Regions from separate parts of the Homo sapiens genome. Here region 1 is linked to region 2. A link is an interaction called in ENCODE POLR2A ChIA-PET data of the cell type or tissue named here. Cell type or tissue: GM12878. All regions are shown on one strand. Each heading gives the region's core, and the rest is flanking DNA. Links, peaks and the distances in the headings are about the cores only. Region 1 overlaps ETV6 (ETS variant transcription factor 6). Region 2 overlaps LINC01252 (long intergenic non-protein coding RNA 1252).

Evidence for each region. Peaks named below come from ENCODE experiments on the same cell type or tissue, not always from the same donor. Only the 100,000 strongest peaks of a DNase experiment are listed, where the experiment ranks them.
Region 1: POLR2A ChIA-PET joins it to region 2 with 12 read pairs; 2 of 35 experiments call an interaction of 5 or more read pairs at or near these places.

What each region holds. Positions count from the first base shown.
Region 1 is chr12:11,713,640-11,721,977 of GRCh38, forward strand. The region is part of intron 1 of ETV6 (ETS variant transcription factor 6); the gene reads left to right. LOC124902879 (a long non-coding RNA gene) reads left to right here. Exons shown (of 2, transcript XR_007063212.1): 1 at 1-4,739; 2 at 5,420-8,338. Among named protein-coding and RNA genes, the nearest start is that of ETV6, 68 kb to the left of the region's middle. RefSeq lists enhancers at 6,421-6,480, 6,571-6,720. In GM12878, for the core only: no CTCF peak of the experiment used is centred there; a DNase peak (open chromatin) is centred at 4,062; H3K27ac peaks cover 4,542 bases.
Region 2 is chr12:11,563,948-11,572,285 of GRCh38, forward strand. It overlaps LINC01252 (long intergenic non-protein coding RNA 1252), which reads left to right. Exons shown (of 8, transcript NR_033890.1): 8 at 1-456. Among named protein-coding and RNA genes, the nearest start is that of LINC01252, 20 kb to the left of the region's middle. RefSeq lists enhancers at 4,823-4,872, 4,893-4,992. In GM12878, for the core only: no CTCF peak of the experiment used is centred there; DNase peaks (open chromatin) are centred at 1,534, 1,975 and 4,994; H3K4me3 peaks cover 865 bases; H3K27ac peaks cover 6,240 bases.

The DNA of each region.
Region 1 (8,338 bases), core at 252-8,251, 150 kb after region 2:
AGAAAATAAATAAAATGATATAATATCTGCTCTCACGTTCTGTTGCACTTGCCTTGCTTTGTTTTTCTTCATAGTCTTTATCTGGAATATATATTTATTTCTGTCTACATCCTCCCACTAGGACAGTGGTTCTTAACCTTGGATGTTCATTAGAATCACCCTGGGAGTTTAAAAAAATCCTCTCCTGTGTTCTAGAACAATTAAATTCAGTAATGTTATAAGGAAGAGACTCAGCATTAGTATTTTGTAAAACTCCCAGGAGATTCCTATGTGCAACCAAGCTTGAGAACCAGTGTTCTAGTCTAGAACCTTACTTCCCAGAGGATGTGGACTGGTGGCATCAGCATCACCTTTATTTGAAAGCTGAGTCCAATTCTTCTCTTTGGCAGGACCCACAGATGATGCATATGACATTAAAGCTTGAGATGCACTGCACTAGAATGCAGGGGCGTCATTTTGCTTGCTGCTGTATCCTTAGTGTCAGAACAGTACTTAGCACATCATAAGCACTCACTAAATATTTATCAAATGAATTAACGTTGGAGATGAGAGGAAGGAGGAGGTAATAATGGAAAGAGGACAAAGAAAGAGAGGCAAGGGAAGACAGAAAGAAAACAGATTTGGCCTCCCCACATTTTCTGGGCACAGATATAACGGCTCTCTCTTGCTCTTTGCTCCCAATCAAAACTCAGCCAGCCTCATGTCCAACATCTCATGGGCTTGCCTCCAGTTCTCTGCACTTTCCAAAGTGATAGCTGACTAATCAAAGATATTGTGATAATGAATTGCCTAACTACGCAGCCTGCCTTCTTCTCTTCTAGCATGTATTTGATTAGGGGCCTGCTGAAACCAATTAAGTAAATAATTCAGTATGACTTTATGAACTACCTACTACATGCATGGCTTAACACAGGCAGCCTCAAGAGGCTGAGAACCAAAGACGGAAAAAGCACAACTTATAGTCCAGCTATAGAGACAGACTTTTAGGTAAGTAATCATACCTTGAGGTGAAAAAAAAAAAAAAAAAAAAAAAGATCTGTGATGGAAGACACTTACAGACATGTAGACAGGGTGGTGTGGAAGGTCTACAGTAAGTGACTGTTTCAGACTGAGGGGAGGGAGTAGACTCCTGGTGAGGAGGGCAGGGGCATGTGAGTTGCGTATGTGAGTGGCTGGAACACAAGGTGGGGAGGCATGCTTGTGTGCTTTGGCAATCACAAAGACGGTTAGAAGGCAGTTAAAGGGTTGGAGTATGGTCAGTTCTGTGTTTTGAAGAGATGACTGACAGTCGTGGAAGGTGGATTGGAGAAGGAAGACCATGGGCCCATCACACCCAGTTTGGAGATGATTAAAGATGATACCCACGTTACATGACAGAGCCGTGGCAGGGGCAATAGGATGTAAAATGTGGAGATCGTTTTGAGATTTTTCAAATGGGGAAGACCATGTCTTTTTTGTTTAACCGAAATGAGCAGGAATTCTTGGGGTGACATCAAATTCGATAGTTCTATGAGCATATACACTGAAAACCACGATATTACGGAAATATAGGCTATTTCTCTTTTCACTGGCCTTTAGATAGACTGGATTAGTGGAGAGTTGAGCATTCGTCTTTTCTTAGAGCCTTGAGTGGAGATGGACCCTAGTGATTATTTATTTTGACTGCTTTATTTTGAAGATGAAGAGAAGGAGGCCAAGGTATGAAATGATTATCAGAACCAGGAATGCAACTTGAGGTCACCATTACTAGATACATAGTGAGTGCCAGGTGGTTTAAATACTCATTATCACCTTCAATCCTCACAACCATTGTATGAAACAGGGATGCTATGTTTATTTTAGGGATGAGAAAACCCAAAACTCAAGGAGGTAACTCACCCAAGGTTTTGCAGCTAGTAAGTGGTACAGCTGGGATCCAAACCCAGGTGTGTCCCAGCTACGCTGTGCCATCTACTCCTCTGCCCTGCTGCTTTCCTAATCAGTACTCCCTGATGCTGCTGAGGAAGAGTCGAACTTATAGAGGTCACACATTGTTTTCCTTGTTTTTGGATGCAGTTTTGTTTTCTTTGATAATCATAAATTGAGGATTTATGACAGCCGATTTCTCTCTGTTATTTTGGTCACAATTTCACAATGTGACCTTTGGAAGTAAGGGCTTTGAGTTCCTTAAAATAGCTAAATTGAGAGGATAAAGGAAAACTGACTCAAATCAGAGAATTTGCATCAGGTTTCTGTAGGTTTCTTATAATAATCAACAAGTATTTAGCAATTCTTTTTTCACATAAATAGAAGAGCCAAGAGAAGAACAGCGTCTTTGACCTGATGGTGTTAAGCCTGCAATCTGGGTAAAAAGGAATTTGCGGAACACTCTGGATCTGATACTGAAAAGTTGAAGAAAGCAACATCTTGCTTATTACCCTTGTGTTTAAGACCATTTGGGGCCGGGCGCGGTGGCTGACGCCTGTAATCCCAACACTTTGGGAGGCCGAGGCGGGTGGATCACGAGGTCGGGAGATCAAGACCATCCTGGCTAACATGAAAATTAGCCGGGCATGGTGGTGGGCGCCTGTAGTCCCAGCTACTCGGGAGGCTGAGGCAGGAGAATAGCGTGAATCTGGGAGGCTGAGCTTGCAGTGAGCGGAGATCATGCCACTGCACTCCAGCCTGGGCGACAGAGCAAGACTCCTTCTCAAAAAAAAAAAAAAAAAAAAAAAAAAAAAAGATCATTCGGAACCGAATATGTGAAGATCAGGGCTGTGATCTGGTGAATTGGGAGTGATTTATGCCACCCAAGCGAGTTGACCTGAACCGCTGGGGTCCATCATCCTGCTTCTGTTTCTGCACTGGCATTTGTGTTAGTATTTGGTGGAAGGTGGTTCACTTTTGGCTGAAGTTGGTGGATGTGGGCAGAGCAGGATTAGTTCCTTTCTTCTGCCCTCTCTTCTAGCAATGCTCCAAGGATGCTTTGGAAGACTCATTATTCAGAGCTGCAGCTGGACTGCCTTAGACATCTGCATTTCTCTATCTCTGAAATAAGGGACTCAAACAAGAGCATCACTCTTTTCCTTTCCAGCTCTAAAATTATGTGATTTTTCTTTCACATGGTAAGTGAAATAGTCATCTGAGCTGCTGTAGTAGGTTGAGCTTATTGTATCCCAGATCTGAGTGGTTCAACTCCATGTTCATGCTGCCCAGTTCCAAGAGCACCTCTGTGGCCTTCAAACAGTTGTACACAGTCTGTAAACTGCTCAGCCACTTCTCCCAGTCTTCTAAGCAGGCAAAGACTCCTTATCTCTTAGATCTAAAATCATTAGGTAGATTTTGATTCCAAGGGTCAAAGCACAGCATGGTAGGCAGCAAGCTCTCATCCAAGCCCGTATTTCAGCAGGCAGGCGATGCTGAGGTGCTTTAGGCCTTCAGTGCACACAGATAGATGCTTCCCCTGAGCCTCAGGGAAAGCTTTATTTTGCCCACGTTGTATTCCTTCCTGCATCGTATATGTTAATGTTGCTCTGCCACTCCAAATACAGCAGTGTCTGCTCAGTTCCATTTTCTTCCTTTTGCAAAGAGCAGGCAACCAGCTATGCCTTCCTGAGAGCAGACAAACCTGGAGCCAAGGGGGCCACATTTTCAGCTTCAATAGCAATTGCTGCAGCTCCCTTATTTCATCACCTATTAGGATGCGCAGGCGGCGCTAAGTGACACATAGCCCATAAAACATATCTGCTTCCTGCTGATTTCATGGTTCTGGAGGACAGGCTGTGCACAGGGATTCAGACAGAGTGTAGTAACAAGCAGGGGTGCTATGGAATATTCATTTATCCTAAATAAATATCTTTTTGGCAACTGCTTTTCCCTATAGTGTAATACAGTAACGCTATGGGGCATGTATACATGTGTGTGCATAAGGAACATCCGTCCATCTCTAGCTGTCATGTCTGAGAACATTAATAAAAGGCTCGACCTCATGCGCCTGCAAGTGATCACAAGACAGTTACTGAAGCATTCAAAGAAGCAATGTCTTTGTCATCTGACTCATTTTGAAAACGCATGAGAATGCTTTCCCAAGGCAATTTCTTACAAAATACACCGTGGGACATTTTTCCTATAGTTTATTGTTGTTGATGATCATCGAGAACTTTGTACCCAGAGACACTCTACACTGTGAGTGTCCCCTGATATTCCCTCCCACTCAGCCTGATCAGTGGTATCTGACCTCCAACTACTCGCTGCAACAACCCGTTCTCTAGCTGAGTGGGCCTGGACTTTGAACAGAATTAACAGCCTGGAAGTGGAGTTCTCAATCTCAACAGCCCCTTACCTCATGCAAATTTCTTTTGAGCTGAAAAGAACAAACAGAATGCCACCTTTTAAAACAACCTTCTTCGAAACATGGGGGGAAAGTCAGGTTTTATATAAATCAGAGAGATAGAAATAAGGCCCATAATAAAAAACTTGAAATAGATTTGGGAAGTTTCCGAAACTTCCAAAAACTAGTGGTCCAAAGTGGGCAATATTTTTTGTGTGCATTGAGAGGCCCTTCCTGTTTCCTTGGTCCATGCTGGTGTCTTGCCCCGTTCCAGGAACCCTGGGCTCCCCTGTGCTGAGCAGCCCCCACACCTCAGCCCAAAGCCTCACCCCTTGCCTGACCACACCCCATTTCTTTTGGCACAGCTTCCCAGACTTACAAGATGTCTTGAAGTGACTGAATGGAGTTAGTGTTCGGCAGGACTGGCTAGGTAACTACTGGGACTTGGTGCAGAATGTAGATGTAGGGCTCCTTGTTCAAAAATTAGGAAGAATTTCAAGATAGCCACAGCAGAGCATTAAAACAAACCCAGGTTGGCTAGGTGTGGTGGCACACTCCTGAAATCCTAGCACTTTGGGAGGACGAGGCAGGCGGATCGCTTGAGCTCAGGAGTTTGAGACCAGCCTGGGCAACATGACGAAACCCCATCGCTACTAAAAAAAAAAAAAAAAAAAAATTAGTTGGGCATGGTGGTGTGTGCCTGTAGTCCCAGCTACTTGGGAGGCTGAGGTGGGAGGCTTGCTTTTAAGCCTGGGAGGCAGCCTGGGCAACAGAGTGAGACTGTGTCTCAAAAAAATTCTCAGACAAGCACAGGACCTCTGTATGACTGCACAGGTCACAGGTCGCACACTCACGAAGCCAGCCCAGTGCTCAATACTGTATTTTAGAATAAGCAGGAATCAGTTTAGGGCTGCCAGACTTGCAGAACAATCACTGTGAGGGCTGATGGCAGATCCCTGATCTGTGATTCAGAAAGAGTCATTCAGACAGGCATTGCCCAGAGTCTGGGTTCTCTCTCTCCTGAAGTTGTTGAGGCTGTGCAGAATGTATGTGTTTAGTGTTTCATCCAGTCTGTTAGGGTAATCAGTGTGATTTCTCTGGCATCTCCAGGACTGGAAGCAGACCAGATTTAATCAAAGCTGTTGAAGCTGCCCAGGGACTGGCTAAGCTGCCACCCTGTTAGTGAGGCCGCTGGGGAGAGGGAAACTGAAGCCTGCACCACGGGGAGCCGTATACTGGAGTCTGGAATCCATTTGCTCCACGCAGGAGGCCTGCATCTCAAGTCAGGAGGCACTGCCTGGAAATCTAGCATCATGTTGATACTCTTTGGTGAAGGAAATGTGGTCCTTGCCCCAAGTTATCTCACAGTCCCTTTGGGCAATCTCATGCATATTAAAAATACCGACAAACATAGACCCACGAAAGATCCTGATCTTTTAGGTCTGTCATGTGATAGAGACAGTAAGTGCTCTGTATAGACATCAGGAGATTTTCTTCCCTGAAGGACAAGCTCTTGTAGCATTTTCCTGCACTGAGATGCAGTCATGCTAGCCTGTCTTTCACTCACCAGGGATGGCAAGGAAGGACCAGCTGACAAGTAATAAAGCAAACCAGTTTGTAATTTTACAGGGCTCTGAATAAAGATGCATTTATCTCTGGCCAACACCAAGAGGCCTCGATGTCTCTCACAGGGAGGAACTTGATGGGCTGTGGCGTCTTTTGGGGGTGCTAGGGCAGAGTCAGGCTTGAATCTGAGAAAGGCAAGTCTGTGCATTAAAATCCAGCACGGGGGTGGGTCTGGGGCAAGGGACAAGAGAGAAGCGGGAATGGAAGGCAGGGATGAGGACTGGTAACAGACCCTCTGCCTCCTTCCTTCCTCTTCCCTCACACTGGCTCTTTCAGCCACTTCCCTCACTGAGATAGGAAGCGGTCCTGTGGTGACGCCAAGGGCACAGGCTTCTGCTGTCTGGGCTCCGGCACAGTCATTGGCTCTGAGTCATCCGGGAAGGAAAGGCATCTTTTACCGCCCCCTCTCCCACCGTGGCCTCAGGCTCCCACCATGCAGGAAATGCCTGGTCTCCCACGAATCAGAAGCTATAAACAGGACTGGTGGCAGTTCATACAGATTTGGCAAAGGACGAGAAGCTGTGGGTTATTGGTATCAGTGATTATAGAAGGGGAAAGAGTTGATATCTGAAGATAGGAAAAGGGGCTTCTGAGGATGGTGTTAGCATGTTCAGGCACAGCATTAATCTTTAAGAGTCACGAAGAGCCATCAGCACAGTCATCTCCCTAATAAGCCTTGAGAGTGTTGTCAAAGACACTTCTGGATATAAGTAAGAAACCATTGAGACTGAGTTGTATGGTTAAACAGCACAGTTTTTAGGGAGAGGCAAAGGCAACTCTGTGTTCAGCTCTTAGTTCTGACACTTATGAACTCAGATTTAAATTCCCTGAGCCTCAGTTTCCCTGTCTGTAAAATCAGGATAAAAATTTCTTGCTCAAGGCCAACAAAAACAAGCAATGGGGTAAAGGACTCCTTATTCATAAATGGTGCTGGGATAGCTGGCTAGCCATATGCAGAAGAATGAAACTGAACCCTTACCTTTCACCATATACAAAAATTAACTCAAGATGGATTAAATCGAAATCTAAGACCTCAAACTGTAAAAATCCTAGAAGAAAACACAGGAAAAACCCCTCTTGACACTAGCCTTGGCAAAGGATTTTTGGCTAAGTCCCCAAAAGCAATTGCAACAAAAACAAAAAATTGACAAGTGGGAACTAATTAAACTAAAGAGCTTCTGCACGGCAAAAGAATCAACAGAGTAAACAGCAACCTACCGAATGGGAGAAAATATTTGCAAACTGTGCATCCAACAAAGGTCTAATATCCAGAATCTATAAGGAACTTAAATCAAGAGGCAAAAAAACAATAACTCCATTAAAAAATGGGCAAAGGGCATGAACAGACACCTCTTAAAAGAAGACATACAAGCAGCCAACAAACAAGAAAAAATGCTTATTATCACTAATCATCAGAGAAATGCAAATCAAAGCCACGACGAGATACTGTCTCACACCAGTCAGAATGCTATTATCAAAAGTCAAAAAATAACAGATGCTGGTGAGGCTATGGAGAAAAGGGAATGCTTATACACCGGTGGGGGAAATGTAACTTAGTTCAGTCATTGTAGAAAGCAGTTTGGAGATTTCTCAACTTAAAACAGAGCTACCATTCAGCCCATAAATCTCATTACTGGGTGTATATCCAAAGGAAACTAGATCATTATACCAAAAAGACATATACACTTGTATGTTTACTGCCACGCTATTCACAGTATCAAAGACATGGAATCAACCTAGGTGCACATCAACAGTGGATTTGATTTTGTTTTAATGTGGTACATATACACCATGGAATACTTTGCAGCCATAAAAAGGAATGAAATCATGTCCTTTATAGCAACATGGGTAACCATGTTGGAAGAGCTGGAAACCATAATTCTAAGTGAATGAATGCAGGAACAGAAAACCAAATGCTGCATGTTCTCACTTATAAGTAGGAGCTATACATCGAGCACTCATGAACATAAACATGGGAACAATAAACACTGTGGACTACTAGAGGGAGGAGCGGGAGGGGGTTAATGAGTCAGAAACTACCTCTTGGGTACTGTGCTCACTACCTGGATGCAAGATACCCATGTAACAAACCTGCACACGTAAACCCTATGTCTAAAGTAAAAGTTGGAAAAGAAAAAATATTTCCTAAATTGTTCTAGAATTAAGCAAGGTAATATTTATAAGACATCCAGCAGAGGGTCTGGCACCCTGGCATATAATAGATGCCTAATGAACATTAGTTTCCTTATTTTTCTTACGAGAGTAAAATATTAAGATGTACATATTCTGTTAGGTCATAGAAAGTTTGAATGGTGGGAAAAGTCAGCTGTTAAAATGCTGTGGGATCTCTTTTTGAGCCTTTTCACCTGTGATCAAAGTTGTCCATCACCCTGGCATTTTTGA
Region 2 (8,338 bases), core at 315-8,314:
ATGCATGAACCTAAAGATTTACAGAGCCTGGGACACTGGGGATACTTGGAGTCAATGTATCAGCCTTGGACTGATTCCCATGGGACTTCTTATTACCCAAGTGAAACAGTCCTTCCTTTCATCTGTTAAGCCACTATGGTATGTTTTGCTGGTTCTCGTAGCCAAATACAGTTTTGACTGCTATACCCATTTTTTTCTTATGGATGTTCATGACTTCTTTTATATTGTGGATTGTATTGTGAATATGTATCTTATTTGTTGCAAATATTTTCTCAGTCTTTTTGTCCTTTAATTTAAGATATTATTCAATGCTTGTAAGGTTTTTATGTTTATGCTGTTATATATATCCATTTTTTCTGATTTATTCAATTGAAAAATTGAGAAACGTAATTGATAATTTTGAACATTATCGAAGAAGACATCAATAAAACAAAACATAGTCTAGCAATTACAAAACAGAAAAACAGCAATGAAGTTTTGTTTGGTTTGGTTTGGTTTTTTGAGACAGGGTCTTGCTCTGTTGCCCAGGCTGGAGATCAGTGGCGTGAACACAGCTCACTGCAACCTTGACCTCCTGGGATCAAGCTATCCTCCCGCTTCGGCCTCCCGTGTAGCCAGGCCTACAGGCGTGAGCCATGACACCTGGCTAATTTTTAAACTTTTTGTAGAAATGGAGATCTCATGTTGCCAAAGCTGATCTTAAATTCCTGGGCTCAAGTAGTCCTCCCGCCTCAGCCTCCCAAACTGCTAGGGCTTCAGGTATGAGCCACCATACCCAGACACAGTGAAATATAAAAATATATATTACATATAATGTATTATAGTAAAATATGTAACAATAATAATAATGAAAATGGGTTGAACTTCTTAAACTTCGCTATTAAAAGACAGTGGTTCTCAAGCTGGTTAAATACACACCCTTGCACTTACAAGCATATACACACACAGTCTATGTAGGTTATAAAACATACTCAAACCAAAATAAGCATAAACATTGAAAGCAAAATGATAAGCAAAGATATACCAAGAAATTAAAATAAAAAGAAAGCAGGAATTAACATCTGACAAAGTATAACTTAAGGTAGAAAATGAAAAGTAGGGTAAAAATCTCCACTTTATTGATAAAGCTGTGCTGTAGTATGAGTTGTGTAATTTTATTCATAAACACTAGATAAATATATAGAGAACAAAACACAACAGAAAGACAAGAAGAAAATTACAGAAACTAATTGTATTGGGAAGTTTTAACACATTTTACTCTTTGGCAGGCAAAATAAGTAATACCTAAATGTAGAGACAGCTGAGTAATATAATTCCGGGGTCCCCAGTACCCAGGCCATGGACCAGTACCTGTTGATGGCCTGTTAGGAACTGGGCCACACAGCAGAAGGTGGCAGGGGGTGGTGAGTGAGCATTACCGCCTGATCTCTGCCTCCTGTCAGATCAGCAGCAGCATTCGATTCTCATAGGAGCAAACCATGTGAACTGTGCATGCAAGGGATCTAGGCTGTGAGCTCCTTATGAGAATCTAGTGCCTGATGATCTGAGGTGGAACAGTTTCATCCTGAAACCCTCCACCCAACCCCCATCCGTGGGAAAATTGTCTTTTACGAAACCTGTCCCTGGTGCCGAAAAGGTTGGGGATGGTTGATGTAAGTAACATATTTTATTTAATAAATACTTATAAAATTATGTATGCGTCAAAACCACATGCCATCTTTTATAATGTGCCTGAAATATTTACTATAATTTAATGGTTTGTCTAAAAGTAAGTTTAAGAAATCACAAATTCCACAGGACTTATTATTCTCTTAGCATAAAGCAAAGGAAACTAATTTTAAAATTTAAGTTTAATAATATCTTGAAATATCTTTTGAGTGAAAGGGGAAATCCACTGTATGCTTATACCACATTTTGTTTATTCATTCACTAGTGGATGGAAATTTAGGTTGTTTCCACCTTGGGGCTATTATGAATAATGCTGCAATGAACATTCGTGTACAAGTTTTTGTGTGAACACGTGTTTTCAGTTCAGTTGGATATACATCCAACATTGAAATTGCTAGGTCCTATGTAACTCTATTTGTAATATTTTGAGAAATAGTCAAAGAGTTTTCCAAAGTTGCTGCATTTTCCATTTCAACCAGCAATGTATAAGGGTTCCAATTTCTCTGCATTCTCCCCCACAATTTTTATTGGCCATCTTTTTTATTATATAGCCATCATAGTGGGTGTGAAGCAGTATCACATGTTTTTTATTTTTTATTTTAATTTCCTTAATGACTAATGATGTTGAGCTTTTTTATGTACTTATTGATCATTTAGTTATCTTCTCTGAAGAAATGTCTATTCAAATAGTTGGCCCATTTTTACTTGGGTGGTCTTATACTGTTAAGTTTTGAGGTTATTTTATATCCTGGATAAAAGTCCCTTATTGGTTATATGATTTGCAAATACTTTCTCTCTTACTGTAGGTTGTCTTTTCACTTTCTTGATAGTGTCTTCTGAAGCAGAAAAAGTTTTCTTTTTAAGGAAGTCTAATTTATTATTATTACTTTTGGGGGCCACTTTTTTCTATGGTGTTATAGCTTGGAAGGCTTTGTCTAACCGCTGTTCATGCATATTTACTACAGCACTTTCTCCTAAGAGGTTTATAGTTTTGATTTTTTTTTTTTTTTGACGGAGTCTTGCTCTGTCATCCAGGCTGCTGGAGTGCAGTGGCGCAATCTCAGCTCACTGCAACCTCCACCTCCCGGGTTCAAGCGATTTTTCTGCTCAGCCTCCCGAGTAGCTGGGACTACAGGCACGTGCCACCATGCCCAGCTAATTTTTGTATTTTTACTAGAGACGGAGTTTCACGATATTGGCCAGGCTGGTCTCGAACTCCTGACCTCGTGATCCGCCCACCTTGGCCTCCCAAAGTGCTGGGATTACAGGTGTGAGCCACCACACCTGGCCTAGTTTTGATTTTTATATTTATGTTTACATTCCATTGTGAGTTGACTTTTAAAATCTAAACCTAGGAGGTACAAGTGCAGTTGTGTTATATGGACATACTGCATGGTGGCGAAGTCTGGGCTTTTACTGTAACCATTGCCCAAATGATGTACATTATATCCATGAAGTCATTTCTCATCTTTTTTTTTTTTTTTTTTTTTGAGACAGAGTCTCTTTCTGTCACCCAGGCTGGAGTGAAGTGGCTCGATCTCTGCTCACTGCAAGCTCCGCCTCCCGGGTTCACGCCATTCTCCTGCCTCAGCCTCCCCAGCAGCTGGGACTACAGGTGCCCGCCACCACGCCTGGCTAATTTTTTGTATTTTTAGTAGAGACGAGGTTTCACCATGTTAGCCAGGATGGTCTCGATCTCCTGACCTCGTGATCCACCCGCCTCGGCCTCCCAAAGTGCTGGGGTTACAGGCATAAGCCACCATGCCCAGCCCATTTCTTATCTCTTAACCTCCCTTCCTCCTCACCCTTCTGAGTCTCCAATATCTATTATTCCACACTCTATGTCCATATATACACATTTTTTAGCTCCTACTTATAAGTGAAAACATGCAGTACTTGACTTTCTGTTTCTGAGTTACTTCACCTAAGATAGACCTCCTGTTCCATCCATGTTGCTGCAAAAGACATGAGTTCTTTTTATTTTTTTTATTTTATTTTTTTTTTGAGACGGTGTCTCACTCTGTTGCCCAGGCTAGAGTGCAGTGGCGCAATTTCGGCTCACTGCAAGCTCCACCTTCCGGGTTCACGCCATTCTCCTGCCTCAGCCTCCCAAGTAGCTGGGACTACAGGCTACCGCCACCACACCTGGCTAATTTTTTTGTATTTTTTTTTAGTAGAGACGGGGTTTCCCCGTGTTAGCCAGGATGGTCTCGATTTCCTGACCTTGTGATCCGCTCGCCTCAGCCTCCCAAAATCCTGGGATTACAGGTGTGAACCACCGTGCCTGGCCGAGTTCATTGTTTTTTAAGGCTGAATAGTATTCTACTATTTAGTATACCACTGAATAGTATACCACATTTAGTATACTACGGGGTAGCATTTCTTCATCCAACCATCCATTGATGGACACTTAGGTGGGTTCTATGTCTGCTGTTGTGAATAGTGCTGTGATAAACATACAAATGAAAGGTGTCTTTTTGATAAAATGATTTCTTTTCCTTTGGATAGATACCCAGTAGTGTGATTGCCGGAACAAATGGTAGTTCTAATTTTAATTCTTTGAGAAATATCCATACTATTTTCCATAGAGGTTGAACTAATTTACATTCCCACCAACAGTGCATAAGGGTTCCCTTTATAAACTCTGCATCCTTGCCAACATCTGTTATTTTTTTACTTTTTAATCATAGCCATTCTGACTGGTGTAAGATATCTCATTGTGGTTTCAATTTGCATTTCTCTGATGATTAGTGATGAGCATTTTCTTTTCATATGCTTGTTGGCTATTTGTATGTCTTCTTTTGAAAAATGTCTGTTCATGCCCTTTGCCCACTTTTTTTAAAATTTCACATTCTGTTTTCATAACATTGGGCTTGGAGAAGGAAAGGAATCATGAGTATATGCAACTGTGATATTTCCCTGTCTCTCAAATGTAATACGAATCCAAGTTCAAATTGTCTTTTAAATTCAGGACCTGGTTCAGAGTCAGCAGAGGTGGCGTTCTGCTGCTGGGAAGTGGGGTCTGAGGAGACATATTCCTCCCAGTGCTGGCCCAGGGTCCGCTGCAGGACCTCTCCCTCAGGACAGGGATAGGGTTTGCTGTTGGGCCTCTGGGTGGCCTGGTGAACAGTCCTGTTAAGTGCTACAAGCTCAGCAGCATCTGGAGACATTGTTGCCAGCTTTTTTCCTTCTGTAATTGTGGTATTATATCTCAGTCAGATCCTGGATTTGTGACTTGTTGTGCTTGAAATTTGATATTTCACACACCAGCAAGGGGCCTGGAGCTTCTCACAACTGGGTCAGGGTTGCCATGGTTATGCTTGCCCCCTTGGTCCACTTTGTAATGAGGTTATTTGTGGGAGGTTTCGTTGTTGTTGTTATTGAGTTGTTTCAGTTCCTAGTAGATTCTGGATATTAGTCCCTTGTCACATATGTGGTTTGCAAATATTTTTTCACATTCTGCAGATTGTCTGTTCATTCTGTTGGTTTTTTTTTTTTTTTTTTTTTTTCCCTGAGACAGAGTCTCTCTGTCACCCAGGGCGGAGTGCAGTGGCACGATCTCGGCTCACTGCAACCTCCACCTCCCAGGCTCAAGTGATTCTCATGCCTCAGCCTCCGAAGTAGCTGGAATTACAGGCTCCCACCACCAAGCCGAGCTAATTGTTGCATTTTTAGTAGAGATGGGGTTCTGCCATGTTGTCCAGGCTGGTCTTGAACTCCTGACCTCAAGTGATCTGCCTGCCTCGGCCTCCCAAAGTGCTGGGATTATAGGCGTGAGCCACTGCCCCTGGTTGATTATTTCTTTTGCTATGCAGAAGCTTTTTAGTTCAATTAAGTCCCATTTGTCTATTTTTGGTTTTGTTGCCTGCACTTTTGATGTACTAGTCATGAATTCTTTGCATAAGCCAATGTGTTTTTTGAGTTAATTTTTGTATACATTGTGAAGAGTCCAACTTTGCACTTTTGCAGGTGAATATCCAGTTGTCCCAGCACCATTTATTGAAAATGCTATTCTTTCCCTATTGAATTATTTGGACACTCTTGTGAAAAGTCAATTGATCAAATATGTGAGAGTCTATTTCTAGATTCTCACTTCTGGTCTATATGCCTATCCTTATACTAGTAACATACTATCTTGATTACTGTTGCCCTGTAGTAAGTTTTGAAATTAGTGTGTATGAGTCCTCCAAATTTATTCCCCCTCTTTAAGATTGTTTTAGCTATTCTGGGTCTCTTGAATTTCCATATGAATTTTAAGATCAGCTTGCCAATTTCTGCAAAAAAGGCTGCTGGAATTTTTATAGAGACTATTTTGAAACTGTGTATCTGTGGAATGTTGCCATCTTAACAATACTAAGCCTTCCAGTCCATGAGCACAAGATGTCTTCATTTATTTGGATCTTTAATTTCTTTCAATAATGTTTTTTAGTTTTTCAATGTACAAAATGTATACTACCTTTGTTAAATTTCTTCCTAAATAGGTTTTCTACTTGGTGTTATTACCAGTGAAATTATTTTCTTATTTTTATTTTTAGATATTGGTAGGGTATAGAATAAACTTTTTTATATATTGATCTTATATCTACATCCTTGCTGAATTCATTTACTAGTTTAATAGTTTGCGTATGTGGCAGGGGGAGAGGATACCTTAGGATTTTCTATATATAAGATGATGTCACTGTGAATAGAGATATTTTCACTTCTTTCTTTCCAATCTGGTTGCCTTTTTTCCTTTTTCTTGCTTAATTTCCCTAACTAGAACCTCCAGTACAATATAGAATAAAAGTGGCAAGAGCAGACATCCTTGCCTTTTTCCTGATCCTAAGGAGAACTATTTCAATGTTTCACCATTACATATGTTGCTAGCTGTGAGTTTTTTGTAGATGCCCTTTACTAAATTATAGATGTCACCATCTTTTCTTAGTCTATGGAGTATTTTTAATCATGAGAGGGTGCTGAATTTGGTCAAATGCTTTTTTGACATCTGTTAAGAGGATCATATGTTTTTTGGTCCTTATTGTATCAGTGTGGTATATTGTATCTATTGATGTTCATATGTTGAACCAACCTTGCATAGCTCAGACAAATATCACTTGGTCATAAAGTATAATCCTTTTTATATGTTGCTAGATTCAGTTTGTTGTCATTTTGTTGAAAATATTTACATCTGTATACATAAGGAATATTGGTCTGTAGTGTTTTTTTCTTAAGTTTTTGTCTGGTTTTGATATGAAGGTAATGCTGGCTTCACAGAATAATTAAGAAGCACTTCTTTCTCTTCTACTTTTTGGAAGAGTTTGTAAATAAATTTTGTCATTCTTTTAACATTTGGTAGGTTTCTCCAGTAAAGCCATCTAGGCCTGGGCCTTTCTTTGTGGAATATTTTTTATTATTATTAATTCAATCTCTTTACTTATCTTAGGTCCATTTAGATAATCTATGTTTTCTCAAGTGACTTTTGGGAGATTGTGTTTTTCTAGGAATGCGTCTATTTTATCTAGGTTATCTAATGTGTTGGCATAAAATTATTCATGGTATTCCCTTATAATTCGTTTTATTTCTACAGGTCAGTAGCAATGTCTCCTCTTTCATTCCTGGTGTTAATAATTTGAGGATTTTTTTCTTTTTTTCTTGATCAGTCTAGCTAAAGTTTGTCAATTTTGCTCATTTTATTCAAATAACCAATTTTTAGCCTTGCGATTTGCTGTTTTTCTATTTTCTATTTCATTTATTTATCCTGTAACATTTATTGTCTCTTTCTTGCTGCTGGATTTGAGTTTAGTTTTCTCTTCTCTTTGTAGTATCTTAAAGTAGGAGGTTATGTTATTCTTTTGAGATTCTTCTTTTTTAATATAGGTACTTTACAGCTATAAATTTCCCTCTAAGCATTGCTTTGCTAAATTCCATAAATTTTAATATGTTGCATTTTTGTGTTCATTCATATCAAATTATTTGCTAGTTTTCCTTGAGATTTATTTGACTCACTCATGATTTAGGAGTATGTTGTTTAATTTCCACATATCTGTGAATTTTCCAAATTTCCTTCTGTTACTGATTTCTAATTTTTTAATTGTGGCCAGAGACTATACTTCAAAGGATGTTAAGCCTTTTAAATGTATTTTGGCTTGTTTTATGGCCTCGTACATGTTTTGTGCTAGAGAATGATACAGATGTGCTTGAGAAGGATGGGTATTGTGTTGTTGAGTAAGGTGTTCTACAGCTGTCTGTTAGGTCCAGTTTTCACAAACTATACAACACTACACAAATAGTATTATTCAATTCTTCTATTCCCTTGTTAATCTTCTGTCTGGTCGTGCTACCCATTGTTGAAATTGGCACATTAAAGTCTCTGACTATCATTATTGAATTTTCTGTATCTTTTCTCAATTTGTCTGTTTTTGCTTCATATACTTTGGATATCTGCTGTGAGTTGGATATCTGCATTTTCTGTTTGCTGAATCATTTGGAATTAAGTTTCAAACATAGTGACATTTTACCTCCAAGTACTTTAGCATGCTAAGTACATGCTAAGAACAAGGACTTCTCCATCAAAACCACAGTACTATTACCACACCTAAGAAACATTGACAATAATCCCACAAAAGTGGGATAACTACTTCATATTCAAATTTCCCCAAAGTTGCTTTTATAGGTGTAATTACTTTTTTAT